Regions from separate parts of the Homo sapiens genome. Here region 2 is linked to region 1. A link is an interaction called in ENCODE POLR2A ChIA-PET data of the cell type or tissue named here. Cell type or tissue: Panc1. All regions are shown on one strand. Each heading gives the region's core, and the rest is flanking DNA. Links, peaks and the distances in the headings are about the cores only.

Region 1 (7,178 bases), core at 868-5,867:
GAGCCCTCAGGGAGGGAACTAATTACTACTCAGACTACTTGAGTTCAAGAAGCAACTGGGCCCATTATTTAACCCCTGTGTGCCTCAGTTTCCTTACCTGTAACATGAGGGTGTATCAGTTTGCTAGGGCTGCCAGAACACAGTACAACAGAATGGACTGCTTAAACAACAGAAATGTATCTACTCACAGTTCTGGAGGCTGGGAGTCTGAGCTCAAGGTGTCTCAGGGCTGGTTTGTTGGAGGCCTTTCTCCTTGGCCGATAGGCGGCCACCTTCTCCCTGTGTCCTCACAGGATCTTCCCTCTGTCTGTGTCTGTGTCCAAATTTCCTCTTCTTAGAAGTACACCAGTCATATTGTATTAGGGCCCATCCTAGCAGCCTCATCTTAATTACCTCTCCAAAGACCCTATCTTCCAATACAGTCACATTCTGAGGGACTGGGGTCAGGACTCCAATACATGAATTTGGAGGGGGACATAAATCAGCCCCTAACTGGAGGATAATATCAGAATTTATTCCTTCGCAAACTTGTAGAGTTGATTGAATTAAGACACGTAAAGTGCTTAGAACACTAATAGAAAATGCTTTTTACTACTACTATTATTGTTATTTAGAGACAGCATCTTGCTCTGTCACCCAGGCTAGAGTGCAGTGGCATGACCATAGCTCACTGCAGCTTCGAACTCATGTCCTCAAGCGATCCTCCTGCTTGGTCTCCTGAGTCGCTAAGATTGCAGGCGTGCACCACCAAACCCAGCCTGTTTGTTTTCTTCCTTTCTCTCTCTCTCTCTCTCTCTCTCATTCTTTCTGATAGAGTCTTGCTCTGTCACCCAGTCTGGAGTACAGTGGCGTGATCACAGCTCACTGCAACCTCCGCCTCCCTCAAGTGATTCTCCTGTTTCAGCCTCCTGAGTAGCTGGGATGACAGGCACGTGCCACCATGCCCAGCTAAATTTTGTATTTTTAGTAGAAACGGGGTTTCACCATGTTGGCCAGGCTGGTCTCGAACTCCTGACCTCAAGTGATCCACTGCCTTGGCCTCCCAAAGTGCTGGGATTACAGGCATGAGCTACTGCGCCTGGCACCCAGCCTGCTTTCTATTGTTTAAGATGCAGAAATGACGTATGAAAGCGGGGCAGCCACTTTACAGGTTTCCCCAAGCTCCTGCCTCCCCTGAAATTTGGCTCCTTTGAGTCCTAATGGTTCTCGGACCCCATGCCCTCAGAAGCCTTCCCTACTTGCTTCAGGCGCCTCCCTTCTGAGGTCACAGCTCTGAGGCCAGGATCCTCTGTAACCGCCTTCTCCCCACGAGGCAGCCTGATTGCGTGGCCCCTTGAAAGCAATTAAGCCTGTGGTTTTCAAACTGTGGTCTCCAGACCATCAGCATCACCTGGAAACTCGTTAGAAAGGCACATTCTTGGGCCCACCCCATACCTCTGTGTTAATAAACCCTCCCGCTGATTCTAATGCGTGCTCCAGGCTGAACAAGAAGGTCCTCAGTGAAGGAATCAATTCTGCCGAACTACCGCTTGGGGACAGCACAGGACCACAAGGTAACCATGGCTGATGAAAAGCACCCGCAAATTGCAAAAGCCTCTCACTGCCCTTCCGGCCTCCAGTGTTGCTGTAAGCCCCCTTCAGTTCTCCCCACATACCCTGCATGACCTCTGGAAACCTCATACCTGATGGTGTCACTGGTTCAGAATTCTTCAGCAGCTCCCTAGGACATGAAAGGTCCTTCATTTGCTGAGCAGTATCTCCTGCCAGGTGCATCTTGCACGGGCTCCTCTCTCTCTGTCTCTGTACGTTCCCTGGGGTCGGACCCACCTGGGTTCGAATTTCAGCCCTGCCATTTACCGTCTGGGCGTGATGTGGGCAAGATACATCATTTTGAGCCCCTCATCTATGAAATGGGAGCAGTTAATAAGACTTTTCTCATGGGGCGGTTATGAGAGTCGGAGACCTCATGTATAAAGAGATTTTAGCCTAGGATCATGCAAACAGTAGGTGCCTGATATGCAGCAACTCTGCTTCCCCATCTGCACTGCCAAGTGCAAGAGGCAGTTGCCCACAGGCCCATCTCCGTGCCGGGTGTAGTAGGTGCTGTCTGAGTCCCACCAATCCTCTGACTTCGTGGCTTCCATCTGCCAGAACCTGTGTGTCTTTGCCTGGGGCTTTCTCTGGCTGCTGGTATCCACTGTGGTACCAGGGCCATAAATCTCTGTAAATTGGGGATGATAATAATGCCTACCTCATGGCACTGTTGGGAGGCCTTGTTAGTACCCTGCGTAGAAGGGGGCCTCAGATGTTGGGGTGCTGTTGGGGTGCTGTCTCTGTAACTCGCCTACCCACAGGAGTAGCCGTATCAGGAATACTGGGCAGTAGATGAAAGACGTGGGCCTGGCTCACATGGTGGCTCTCTGCTCTGCCACCCAGGCCGGCACCTGAGACGCCTGAATTGATGTCATAGGATGTAAGAGGACACCAGGAGCCTGGGGCTGCCAGTAACCCTGGCACCTTGGCAGGGCAGTGAGTTCTTCATAGCCTCTGAGAACCTGGACCATCTCAAGCTGGGGACCTGGAGGTGACTCAGCCCCTCAGCCTGCAGCCTGCAGGGCCAGAGGGACCTGCACTTTCCTGGGTGGGTGGGTGAGGGGCATAGACCTTGTCCAAAGTCACTGTCATCAGGACCCCACTCTTTCTTGTGGTTGCTTCCTGGGGGTTTCTCTGCCCTTTATCTTCATGTTCTGTGTGGGGCTAATCTGGCCCTTGGATGCAGTAGGCATTTATCTATGTGACTTGATGTAAGGGGCTCCAAAAATGCCCCCCGCCCAACCAGCCTAAATATCTCCCTGCCAGACTGTCATACTGTCTGTGCATGAAACCCCTGGCTTCAGCATTGCCCTCTCCCATTTCCTCGTATTGAAATAGGTGGCAAGCTGCAGTCAGGACTGGCAAAGAGCCCTGTGCAAAATGAAAATGGAGGGCTCCTCGTCCAAAAGTTAGGAAGAATTTCAAGGCAACAACAGAAGAGAATTCAACTAAGCACGGGGCCCTGCACTGCTGCACAGGCTGTGCACTCTTGAAGCCAGCTCTGCCTGCAGCCTGAGCTCTTAGCGAGACAGGATCACCTCCTTTCCTTGCACCAGTGAGGAGCCCTGGAGCTGCCCAGATCAAGGACACAAAGACAAAACGAGCCTCTTTACTCAGCTCAGGACAATTGTTGTTTTCGGAGATGGGTGAAGCTCAGGGCCCTCTGTCCAGCTGGCCTAACTTCAGGGCCTCCTGAAATTCCTCTGGGTTCTCCAGGCCCCTGGAGTCCTGGCAGTTGATGGGGCATTTTCTGCCTATGGCCTGGCTGGCCCTGAGCTTGTCCTTACTCTATTGCAGTGTTTGCCTTGCCTGCTGAGGGACTCGCTCTGGCATGTGGGCCTGATCCTGAGGGGTCCTTTTCCTGTTTCCTGAACAACCACCAGATCTTTGGATTTAGCTCCTAGCAGCCCCAGGAGCACCCCCAGACAGACTTCCCGTGCTTGGGGCTGTTCTAGGCTCTCCAGATCCACTGTCTTCTCCATCGCCCTGTGCCCCACAAGGCTGAGCTGGGTGGCTGCCTCTGTGGGCTACCTGTGCTTTTGCTTCTGGTTGGGTATGACCAATGGAAGAGAGGGAGGAGTGAGAGAGGTGGGCATTTACCCGCCAGCTCCCTCCTGGGGCTGCTGTAGCCTGGCTGTGTCCCTGCCCCAGGTGCCAGCTGCTTGTCAGGCAGCTCTCCCCGCTCAGCCCTTTCTGCCTCTGGGTTCTAACCCTCCCCGCTAGCAGCTCCCTCCCCTTGGACTGCCAGGCCTTGGGTGGTCACAGATTCCAGCTGTCACTACTGTTCCCTCCCTTGAGATCTCCCAATACCCTGACCATCCTTTGTGAATGGTTCCTTTATTAAACTCTCCCAGAATTATCCGAATTTGAATTTGTAACTATTTCCTTCCGGGTCCCTGACTGGTAGAAAGATCTTTGCTCTATGTTGTACCCCTGATCTATCTTTGTAGCCCTCAATCCCTTGGGACAGCCAGGTCAGGGACCAGATGTCCAGGAACTCAGGCCAGAGCCCACTCCCAATCTCCTTGGAGAACACCACAGAAGAAGTGGGGACCCTCCCCCAGGCCCCCCAAACACACCCACCGGGTACTCCATCCTCAGGGAATTGGGCACCAGGGGCCTACACATTGTGTCTTTTTCTCCTTCAGCTTCGGGGCTTGATGGAGGTAAGACAGTCAGCCAGAGAGGCTCATCCCCACACAGGCCCCCGGTGACCAGGTAACTAGGTAACCAGACAAGTATACAATTAGACAACTAGGCAACCAGATAACCAGACGACAGGCAACCAAACAACTAGATAACCAGGCAACCAGGCAAGCCGACAAGTAGGCAGCATTCTCTGAGGGGGACATCCGCTGGCTCTGCTGGTCAACCTTCCCTCTATCTTTTCCTGGCAGCAGATTTTCCCTTAGGGAGCTTGTCCTCCTTCCCTACTCAGGGGAGGCACCTGTGACCTCTGCCTAAGCCAGTCAGCCAGTCAGGCTTACCCAAAGCTGATTCTGGAACTTGACTAACCTAGAAGAGGCTGTTTCTTGCTGGACCTGCAGAGAGGAAGTGAGGTCTGAAGCTGTGCCACCCTTTTAAATCTAAGACAGGAGCCAACCTGAAAGAGGCAAGGCTGGGAGATGGGGAGACATCATTTGAGCCTTGATTGAACCATTCCTGAAGCTGCTGCCTTGGCGCCTTTAAGTTTTATGAACCAGTGAATTCTCTTTTTGCTGAAGCCACTTCACGCAGTGTTCCTTTCTTTGCAAAAGGAAGAACCCTGGCTGGGATGAGAGTCCCTGAAACTTTGCTCCACTGACCTGCTGCTAGGAGTGAGGCCCCTCCCTGCTTGTGATAGTCTTCCTGGAGCACCACCCAGGGCATTGGTCAGGAGGCTTGGGCTCAAATCTGGGACTGCTTTTAATGAGTTGTGTCAATGGACATGTCCCTTCAGCTCTCGGGGCCTTGGGCTTCTCACAAATAGCCATGCCTTTCTGCCCTACTTTAGCTGTGAATGGGGCTGAATGTTAGTACCATTTCCTGGGAGCCGTTGGTGTGGTATGGAGGTCAGGAACATGGCTGACTCAAATCTGGCTTTCAGAGTCTGATAACCAATTGCTCCAGGGTGTGTAGCCAGGGCTTTCCTGCTGCTCTCTTCTTCATTTGGGGAAGTCTCTGGCTCCCAGCCAGGGTCAGAGCCCAATGCTGTGGCAGCTAAGCCTTCTTCTCCATTCCTGGCTTGCTCACGGGAGGCACCTGTGACCTCCACCTAAGCCAATCAGCCAGTTAGGCTTACCCAAAACTAATTCTGGAACTTGACTAACCTAGAAAAGGCTGTTTCTTGCTGGACCTGCAGAGAGGAAGTGAGGTCTGGAGCTGCGCCACCCTTTCAAATCTGGGACAGGAGCCAACCTGAAAGAGGCAAGGCTGGGAGATGGAGAGACATTATTTGAGCCTCGATCGAACCATTCCTGAAGCTGCTGCCTTGGAGCCTTTAAGTTTTATGAACCAATGAATTCCCTTTTTGCTTAAGCCAGTTCTTTATTTCTTTGGGCCCTATCTCTGCCTCAAATCAGTGTACAGGAGGCTTCAGCACATCATTTTAACAATGATTTTATCAGGAAATTCCCATCTGTGCTCATAACTCAGCCTTTAATTGGTGGAAATTACCGGTCCCATATGCTTAGAGCTGTGGTTTTCAAAATGTGAGCTCCAGACCAACAGAACCAGCAATTACTTGGGAACTGGTTAGAAATGCAAATTTTCGGGCCGCATTCTATACCTGCTGAATCAGAAACTCTCGGGGTGCCCCCAGCAATGTGTGGTTTAAGAAGTCTGCCGGGTGATTCTGATTCTCACTCAAGTGTGCGAACCACCTGCTTGGAGCTTTTGCTGGTTCAAAAGGTGCACATAGAGGATGATCTGGCACTGCCTGGATCTCCTTTGGCTGCAGATGGGCTGTTCCCCAGCAGCAGCGAATGAGTATTTGCTGCTAACGGCTTCCAGCTGTTCCTTCTCCCTGCACTAAATCTGCCTTCCACGGGCCATGGCCAGTGCCTGATGGGCATGGGGGTATACCAGGCTGGTCTCTTTGTCCAGTGGACCAGAGAGGGACACTCCAATGTGAATTACTTTCTAGCCCCTCTGTGAATTAGGCCAGAGCTAGACTTTAAATGCTCAAGTCACTGCTTCTTCCAAACGCCTAGCTGTTTTTGGGACCACAGGTGTGAGTTACCGTACAACACCCTGGTGAAAAAAAAAGTCACTTGGCTTTGCAAAATTAAAATAAGCGTGCTTGATTGCTTGATTATCCTCCTCTGCAGGCTGGTTTTAAAGTCAACCAGGAGAGCCTCTGACTGTCATCTGGTTTGCAGGTCCTGGTGGCCATCAGCTGTGATTGGGTCATTCTCCTCTTTGTATCAAAGAATCAACACTTCCACCCCTTGGCCCAGACCTCACAGGGACATGTTTCATGGTAGCCTAAGAGATACAAAAAACTTGTCAACTGCTTTCTTCCTCTGACTGCCCTTCCTGAGAAGGGAGAAGGGAAAAATATTTACTTTTTGTTCTCAATTATCAAAGAGAAAGGCAAGATGCCAGTTACTTTCCCAGTTAATTTCTGAGGGGTAACAGAAAGTTTGGCGAGTGTGTTTGTGTGACTGTGTGTTTGTGTGTGTGGCTGTATGTTGGGTGTTGGGGTGTGTTTGCTTGTTTGTATGTGTTTGTGTGTCTGAGTGTGTGCAGATGGATGTGGAAGTGTGTTTGTGTGTTTGTGTGTGTGTAGATGGATGTGGAAGTGTGTGTGTCTGTGTGTGTGCAGATGGATGTGGAAGTGTGTGTGTCTGTGTGTGTGCAGATGGATGTGGAAGTGTGTTTGTATGTCTGTGTGTGTGTGTACAGATGGATGTGGAAGTGTGTTTGCACGTGTGAGCCTGGGGCTTGGGTTCTGTGACAGCCACAGCAATGGGGCCAGAGCCCCATCACTCCCCAGAAGATGTCAGCCCCTCCCTCAGTGCCAGGCCTCACAGCTGACACAGCATTCAGCTGCTATCTCTTGGAGCCTGCTGGGGGCACAGATGGTGTCACTCAACAGGACGGTG
Region 2 (7,178 bases), core at 1,410-6,409, 230 kb before region 1:
AATATAATATGTTAATATGTTGATCTCATTTGGAAACTAAATTGATTTTTTAAAAAATTTACTTAAGAGACTGGGTCTTGGTATGTTGCCTAGGCTGGACTCAAACTCCTTGTGTCAATCAATCCTCTCGCCTCAGCCTCCACTACAGGCTTTAAGAAATTAGCTCTAAGTCCTTATGGTAGGAAAGCTGTAACTCAGGTTACTGGATCATGGAGAGGCCAGGATTAGGTGACCTGAAAAATGTGGGCTTGGTCTCCATCATGATTGTTTAATTAAGACTCTTGGTTCCAGCTGGGCACGGTGGCTCACGCCTGTAATCTCAGCACTTTGGGAGGCCGAGGCGGGTGGATCACAAGGTCAGGAGATCGAGACCATCCTGGCTAACACGGTGAAACCCTGTCTCTACTAAAAACAAACAAACAAACAAAAATTAGCTGGGCATGGTGGCGGGTGCCTGTAGTCCCAGCTACTCAGGAGGCTGAGGCAGGAGAATGGCATGAACCCAGGAGGCGGAGCTTGTATTGAGCCGAGATTGTGCCACTGCACTCCAGTTTGGGTGAAAGAGCAAGACTCCGTCTCAAAAAAAAAAAAAAAGACTCTTGGTTCCAAGTAACAGAAGACAATGTAAGCTAGATTAAAATATGGGGCGGGAGACTTAATAAACTTATTTTAATGTTGCGGGGGGAGACATATGGAACACAGACAGGAATGTATTCAGCCTAGGGAATGGATAGAAACAGGCAGGACTGGGAGAGCTGGCAAAGTGCTTTTTCTGTTCTGTTCATCTGTTCACTCTTGGAGCTCTGTGCAAACCTACTTTTTTTTTTTTTTGAGATGCAGTTTTGCACTGTCACCCAGGCTGGAGTGCAGCGGTGCGATCTCGGCTCATTTCAACCTTGGCCTCCTGGGTTCAGGCAATTCTCCTGCCTCAGCCTCCCGAGTAGCTCCCTCCACCATACCCAGCTAATTTTTGTATTTTTAGTAGAGATGGGGTTTTGCCATGTTGGCCAGGCTGGTTTCGAACTCCTGACCTCAGGTGATCTGTCTGCCTCGGCTTCCCAAAGTGCTGGGATTACAGGCGTGAGCCACTGCGCCCGGCCGCAAACCAATTTTTTCTGCTTCTTTGACCCCACGAGGAATGTGGCATCACACTTTGAGAAGTAAGTCTCTATTCCAAGGTGGTGGGGTTTAGGAGGTACAAACATGGCTGTTGGGGCCTAATCTATGATCTATAGGAGGAATGGTTGTAAGTTGGGTAGATGTCAAATATGTCCACTATGAAGATGTAGTTTTTTTTTTGAGACAGAATCTCGCTCTATCGCCCAGGCTGGAGTGCAGTAGCGTGATCTCGGCTCACTGCAACCTCCGTCTCCCAGGTTCAAGCAATTCTCTGCCTCAGCCTCCTGAGTAGCTGGGATTACAGGTGCCCCGCCGCCATGCCCGGCTAATTTTTTTTCGTATTTTTAGTAGAGACAGGGTTTCACCAAGTTGGCCAGGCTGGTCTTGAACTCCTGACCTTGTGATCCACCCACCTTGGCCTACCAATGTGCTGGGATTACAGACGTGAGCCACCACACCCGGACTGTTTTTTTTTTTGAAGATGGAGTCTCGCTCTGTCACCCAGGCTGAGTGTAGCGGCATGATCTCAGCTCAATGCAACCTCTGCCCAAGATATAGGTATTTTAAGGGATCCTAAACTTGGTATTGTCACTGCAATCATTCCTTAGCAAATGGTGTGTGTGCACTCACACTCTGAAAGGTACTGGGGGATGTAAAGATGCAAAGTCTTAATCTGATAGCTCTCATATCTAGTTGGGATTATACAACGTGTACACCAAGAATCTTAGGACCAGGAAGTACGAGAAATGCCACTGAGAGTGACATAAGGCTGGGCAAGGTGGCTCACACCATAATCCCAGCACTTTAGGAGGCTGAGGGGGGCGGATCACTTGAGCTCAGGAGTTTCAGACCAGCTTGGGCAACGTTGTAAAACCCTGCCTCTTCAAAAAATACAAAATTAGCCAGGTATAGTGGTGTGGACCTGCAGTCCCAGCTACTTGAGTGGCTGAGGTGGGAGGACTGCTTGAGCCGGGGAGGTGGAGGTTGTAGTGAGCCATGATTGCGTCACTGCACTCCACCTTGGGTGACTGAGCCAGACCCTGTCTCAAAAAAAAAAAAAAAAGGGCCAGGCATGGTGGCTCACGCCTGTAATCCCAGCACTTTGGGAGGCCGAGGCGGGCGGATCACGAGGTCAGGAGATCAAGACCATCCTGGCTAACACAGTGAAACCCCGTCTCTACTAAATATACAAAAAAAAGTTAGCCGGGCGTGGTGGCAGGCGCCTGTAGTCCCAGCTACTCGGGAGGCTGAGGCAGGAGAATGGCGTGAACCTGGGTGGCGGGGCTTGCAGTGAGCCGAGATCGTGCCACTGCACTCCAGCCTGGGCAACAGAGCAAGACTATGTCTCAAAAAAAAAAAAAAAATCAGGGTTGGCCGGGTGCAGAGGCTCATGCCTGTAATCCCAGCACTGTGGGAGGCTGAGGTGGGTGGATCACCTGAGGTTAGGAGTTCAAGACCAGACTGGTGAAACCCTGTTTCTACTAAAAAATACAAAAATTAGCCGGGTGTGGTGGCATGCACCTGTAGTCCCAGCTACTTGGGAGGCTGAGGCAGGAGAATCACTTGAACCCAGGAGATGGAGGATGGAGTGAGCTGAGATTGCGCCAGTGCACTCCAGCCTGGGCGATGGAGAGACAGACTCTGTCTCCAAAAAAAAAAAAAAAAAAAAAAAAAGATCAGGTTTACAGTGAACTGTGGTAATCAATGAAGACATTAAGGAGGAGGTATCATTTGGGCCATGCCATAGAAGTTGGATTGGATTTTGATAAGCAGAAATGTGGCGGGAAGGAATTTTATGTAGAGATGTAGAGATGCCCTTTGGGAGGCTGAGGCAGGCAGATCACCTGTGGTCGGGAGTTCAAGACCAGCCTGACCAACGTGGAGAAACCCCATCTCTACTAAAAATACAAAAATTAGCTGGGTGTGGTGGTGCATCCCTGTAATCCCAGCTACTTGGGAGGCTGAGGCAGGAGAATCGCTTGAACCCAGGAGGCAGAGGTTGCGGTGAGCTGAGATAGCACCATTGCATTCCAGCCTGGGCAACAAGAGCAAAACTCCGTTTCAAAAGAAAAAAAAAAAAAAGATGTAGAGATGAAGGATGAGCCAAAGCTGGGTAAGAATAAGGCTTATCTAGAGAATTGTGAGATTTGTTTTGTTAGAACAGTTATGCAAGCATAATAAAGCAATGAGAAAAAGTGGGAAGATGCTGGGCGCGGTGGCTCACGCCTGTAATCCCAGCACTTTGGGAGGCTGAGGCGGGCGGATCATGAGGTCAGGAGATCGAGACCATCCTGGCTAACACGGTGAAACCCCGTCTCTACTAAAAAAATACAAAAAATTAGCCCAGTGTGGTGGCAGGCGCCTGTAGTCCCAGCTACTCCGGAGGCTGAGGCAGGAGAATGGCATGAACCCGGGAGGTGGAGCTTGCAGTGAGCCGAGATTGTGCCACCGCACTCCAGCTTGGGTGACAGAGTGAGACTCCATCTCAAAAAAAAAAAAAAAAAAAAGAAAAAGAAAAAGTGGGAAGATACCAAATGGTGGAGCTCCTTGGATGTCAAGTTGTTTGAACTTCATTCTGTAGGCAAAGAAGCCACCATAACCTTTTTAACATAGGCGAGATTATAAACAGGAGAATGCTTTAATAAGATTACCCTGGGAGCTGTGGGCCTGGAGAGTAGAGACTAGAGGCAGAACAAACTCTTAGGAGGCCATTGAAATAAATTACTAATTAGAGCTTTCTGTTTGTGATAGCCACTAGACACCTGTGGCTATTTATTTTTTTCTTTTTTTTTTTTTTGAGACGGAGTCTTGCTCTGTCGCCCAGGCTGGAGTGCAGTGGCGCGATCTCGGCTCACTGCAAGCTCCGCCTCCTAGGTTCACGCCATTCTCCTGCCTCAGCCTCCCAAGCAGCTGGGTCTACAGGCGCCCGCCACCATGCCCGGCTAATTTTTTGTATTTTTAGTAGAGACGGGGTTTCACCATGTTAGCCAGGATGGTCTCGATCCCCTGACCTCGTGATCTGCCCGCCTCGGCCTCCCAAAGTGCTGGGATTACAGGCGTGAGCCACCGTGCCTGGTACTTGTGGCTATTGACTACTTGAAATGTGACTCGGTGAGAGTGAGATCCTTTTTTTTTTTTTGAGACAGTGTCTCGCTCTGTGGTCCAGGCTGAGTGCAGTGGTGCGATCTTGGTTCACTGCAACCTCCACCTCCCTGGTTCAGGCGATCCTCCCACCTCAGCCTCCTGAGTAGCTGGGACCACAGGCATGTGCCACCACGCCTGGCTAATTTTTGTATTTTTGTAGAGATGGGGTTTTGCCACATTGCCCAGGCTGGTCTCTAACTCCTGGACTCATGTGATCCGCCTGCCTTGGCCTCCCAAAGTGCTGGGATTAAGCAAGGGCCATCATGCCTGGTCCCGAGATCACGTCTCTTAAAAAACAAATAGGCTGTGTGCAGTGGCTCATCCCTGTAATTCCAGCACTTTGGGAGGCCAAGGTGGGTGGATCACCTGAGTTGGAGTTCGAGACCACCCTGGCCAACGTAGCAAAACTCCATCTCTACTAAAAGTACAAAAATTAGCCAGGCATGGTGGTGTGCGCCTGTACTCCCAGCTACTCGGGAGGCTCAGTAAGGAGAATCGCTTGAACCCAGGAGGTGGAGGTTGCAGTGAGCCGAGATAGTGCCATTGCACTCCAGCCTGGGCAACAGAGACTCCGTCTCAAAGAAAATAAATAAAATAAAATAAAGTAAAAGCACTAGACTATTAGTAGTTAAGAGCAAGTTAACAGTATCCAAATCAGGGCTATTTAGTCAAAGATAAGATAGACTTTGAGCTTGAAAACTAAGGGAAAATTTTCATCTCTTTCAATACTTGGGAAGGGACAGGATCTTCCATATTTAGGAAACTGAGTTGTCCTAAACTCACTGTATTTCATCTTGAATTTTCTCTATTTTCCTGAGACAAGTGGAAACTGTGAAAGCAGTCAATGCTGTTATATTGCCTGTGAGCTCCGTCGAGGCCACCAGAATGCCATATGCTAGCTATACTATGCGTACGTATGTGCGCATATAACACACATCTCTGCCCCTTTTCAGCAGTGGACTCTGGGATACAGGCCAGACCTTGGAAGAGTGTCTAGGGGCTTAAGAACTTCATGTTCTTCATAGCTTTGCCTTTTTTTTTTTTTTTTTAACCCCCTCATACCTTTGTCCTTTGAGAGAGACAGTTAAGTAGGTAAGGTCTTCCCAAGTCCTCACACCATTACACTCTGGCCAAAAGGCCTTGTGTTTGAAACAGGCCTGATCTACACCCCTCATGTCCTCGGCACCGACGAAACACGATGACATGAGAAAGAACTTGGTGTTTAAGCCTCTGTGCCTGGCAATCTTGTGATGTCTTTTTTTTTTTTTTTTTTGAGATGGAGTCTTGCTCTGTCACCCAGGCTCAAGTTCAGTGGTGCCATCTTGGCTCACTACAACGTCCGCCTCTGGTTTCAAGTGATTCTCCTGGCTCAGCCTCCTAAGTAGCTGGGATTAGAGGTGCCCGCCAACACACCAGGTTAATTTTTGTATTTTTAGTGAAGACAGGGTTTCACCATGTTGGCCAGGCATGTCTCGAACTCCTGACCTCAGGTGATCCGCCCACCTTGGCCTCCCAAAGTGTTGGGATTACAGGCGTGAGCCACTGTGCCTGGCCTTTGTGATGATATCTTAATTTTTACTGCTAATGATGCTCTACTTTAGCTGCAAGAAAGCTCAAGGGAAGTCTGCCTCCTGGCTCTTAGAGAGCAGGAACAGACGAAGACGTGAATCATTAGGGGGCAGAAGGCGGACTATGGGCTCCAAGATGGCCTCCAGAGATTCTCTTCCTCCTGATATTCATGTCCTTGTGTAGTACCAACCTACACTGAATAGGGATGACCTGTGTGATAACAGGATATTGCATAAATGATGGAGTATAACTTCCCAGCCTAGGTCATAAAAGACATTGCGATTTGTCGTTTTCTCATCCTTCACTAGCTCTAGGGAAGGCCTGCTGCCATGTTGAAAGGACACTCACGTAGTCCTATGAAAGCCTGCATTGTGAGCTGAGGCCTCCTGCCAACAGCCAGCACCAACTTGCCAGCCATATGAGCAAGCCACCTTGGAAGTGGATACCCCAACCCACTACACTTTCAGAGGACTGCAACCTCTTGAAAGATTCTGAACAAGAACCACCCAGCTTATCAATCCTGAATTCCTGACTCACAGAAACTGGGATAATACATACATACATACTACTGTTTAAGCTGAAGTTTTGGTGTTTTTACCTAGCGATAGGCCTCTAATGTGGTAGATGAATATTTTGTATGATGTTTTGTCATTGAAACGGCTCTCGATTTTCAAGTCATTCCTTTAGAATCTGGCTAGTTTCTCTGAAGCTCTATGCTTACCATTCTTGTACTTATTCTGGTGTATACAACCAGAAAGTTGGCTTCTCTCTAGGGGTAAATAACCGGAGAGTGATAAAGAACTTAGTTCTCACTATAATAACCACAGAGAAAGGATGCCTCTTGTTAGGTTCATTTTACTTTTTTTTTTTTTTTTGAGACGAGTCTTGCTCTGTCACCCAGGCTGGAGTGCAGTGGCGTGACCTTGGCTCACTGCAAGCTCTGCCTCCCAGGTTCATGCCATTCTCCTGCCTCAGCCTCCCGAGTAGCTGGGACTACAGGTGCCTGCCACCATGCCTGGCTAATTTTTTGTATTTTTAGTAGAGATGGGATTTCACCGTGTTAGCCAGGATGGTCTCGACCTCCTGACCTCGTGATCTGCCCACCTCGGCCTCCCAACGTGCTGGGATTACAGGCGTGAGCCACCGCGCCTGGCCTCATTTTTTTTGAAAAAAAATAAAAAATAAAAAATAAAAAAATCTAAGCTTAATCATAGATTTACCTTACTCTGCTCCAAGGCAATTTTTCAACTTTTTAAAAAATAAATGTTTTCTTTCAGTATAATACCCAAAAAAGTGCACAAAATGTCTTGATAACATATTACAAAGGGAACACACCCATGTAACCC

What was found. Peaks named below come from ENCODE experiments on the same cell type or tissue, not always from the same donor. Only the 100,000 strongest peaks of a DNase experiment are listed, where the experiment ranks them.
Region 2: POLR2A ChIA-PET joins it to region 1 with 14 read pairs; 6 of 35 experiments call an interaction of 5 or more read pairs at or near these places.

Annotation. Positions count from the first base shown.
Region 1 is chr20:4,107,281-4,114,458 of GRCh38, forward strand. No RefSeq gene overlaps it. Among named protein-coding and RNA genes, the nearest start is that of SMOX, 38 kb to the right of the region's middle. RefSeq lists enhancers at 1,579-2,131, 2,132-2,683, 3,017-3,581. In Panc1, for the core only: a CTCF peak has its summit at 1,542; a DNase peak (open chromatin) is centred at 1,541; H3K27ac peaks cover 4,051 bases.
Region 2 is chr20:3,879,702-3,886,879 of GRCh38, forward strand. It overlaps PANK2-AS1 (PANK2 antisense RNA 1), which reads right to left. Exons shown (of 2, transcript XR_001754478.3): 2 at 6,668-7,178. Among named protein-coding and RNA genes, the nearest start is that of PANK2-AS1, 5.9 kb to the right of the region's middle. In Panc1, for the core only: no CTCF peak of the experiment used is centred there; no DNase peak of the experiment used is centred there.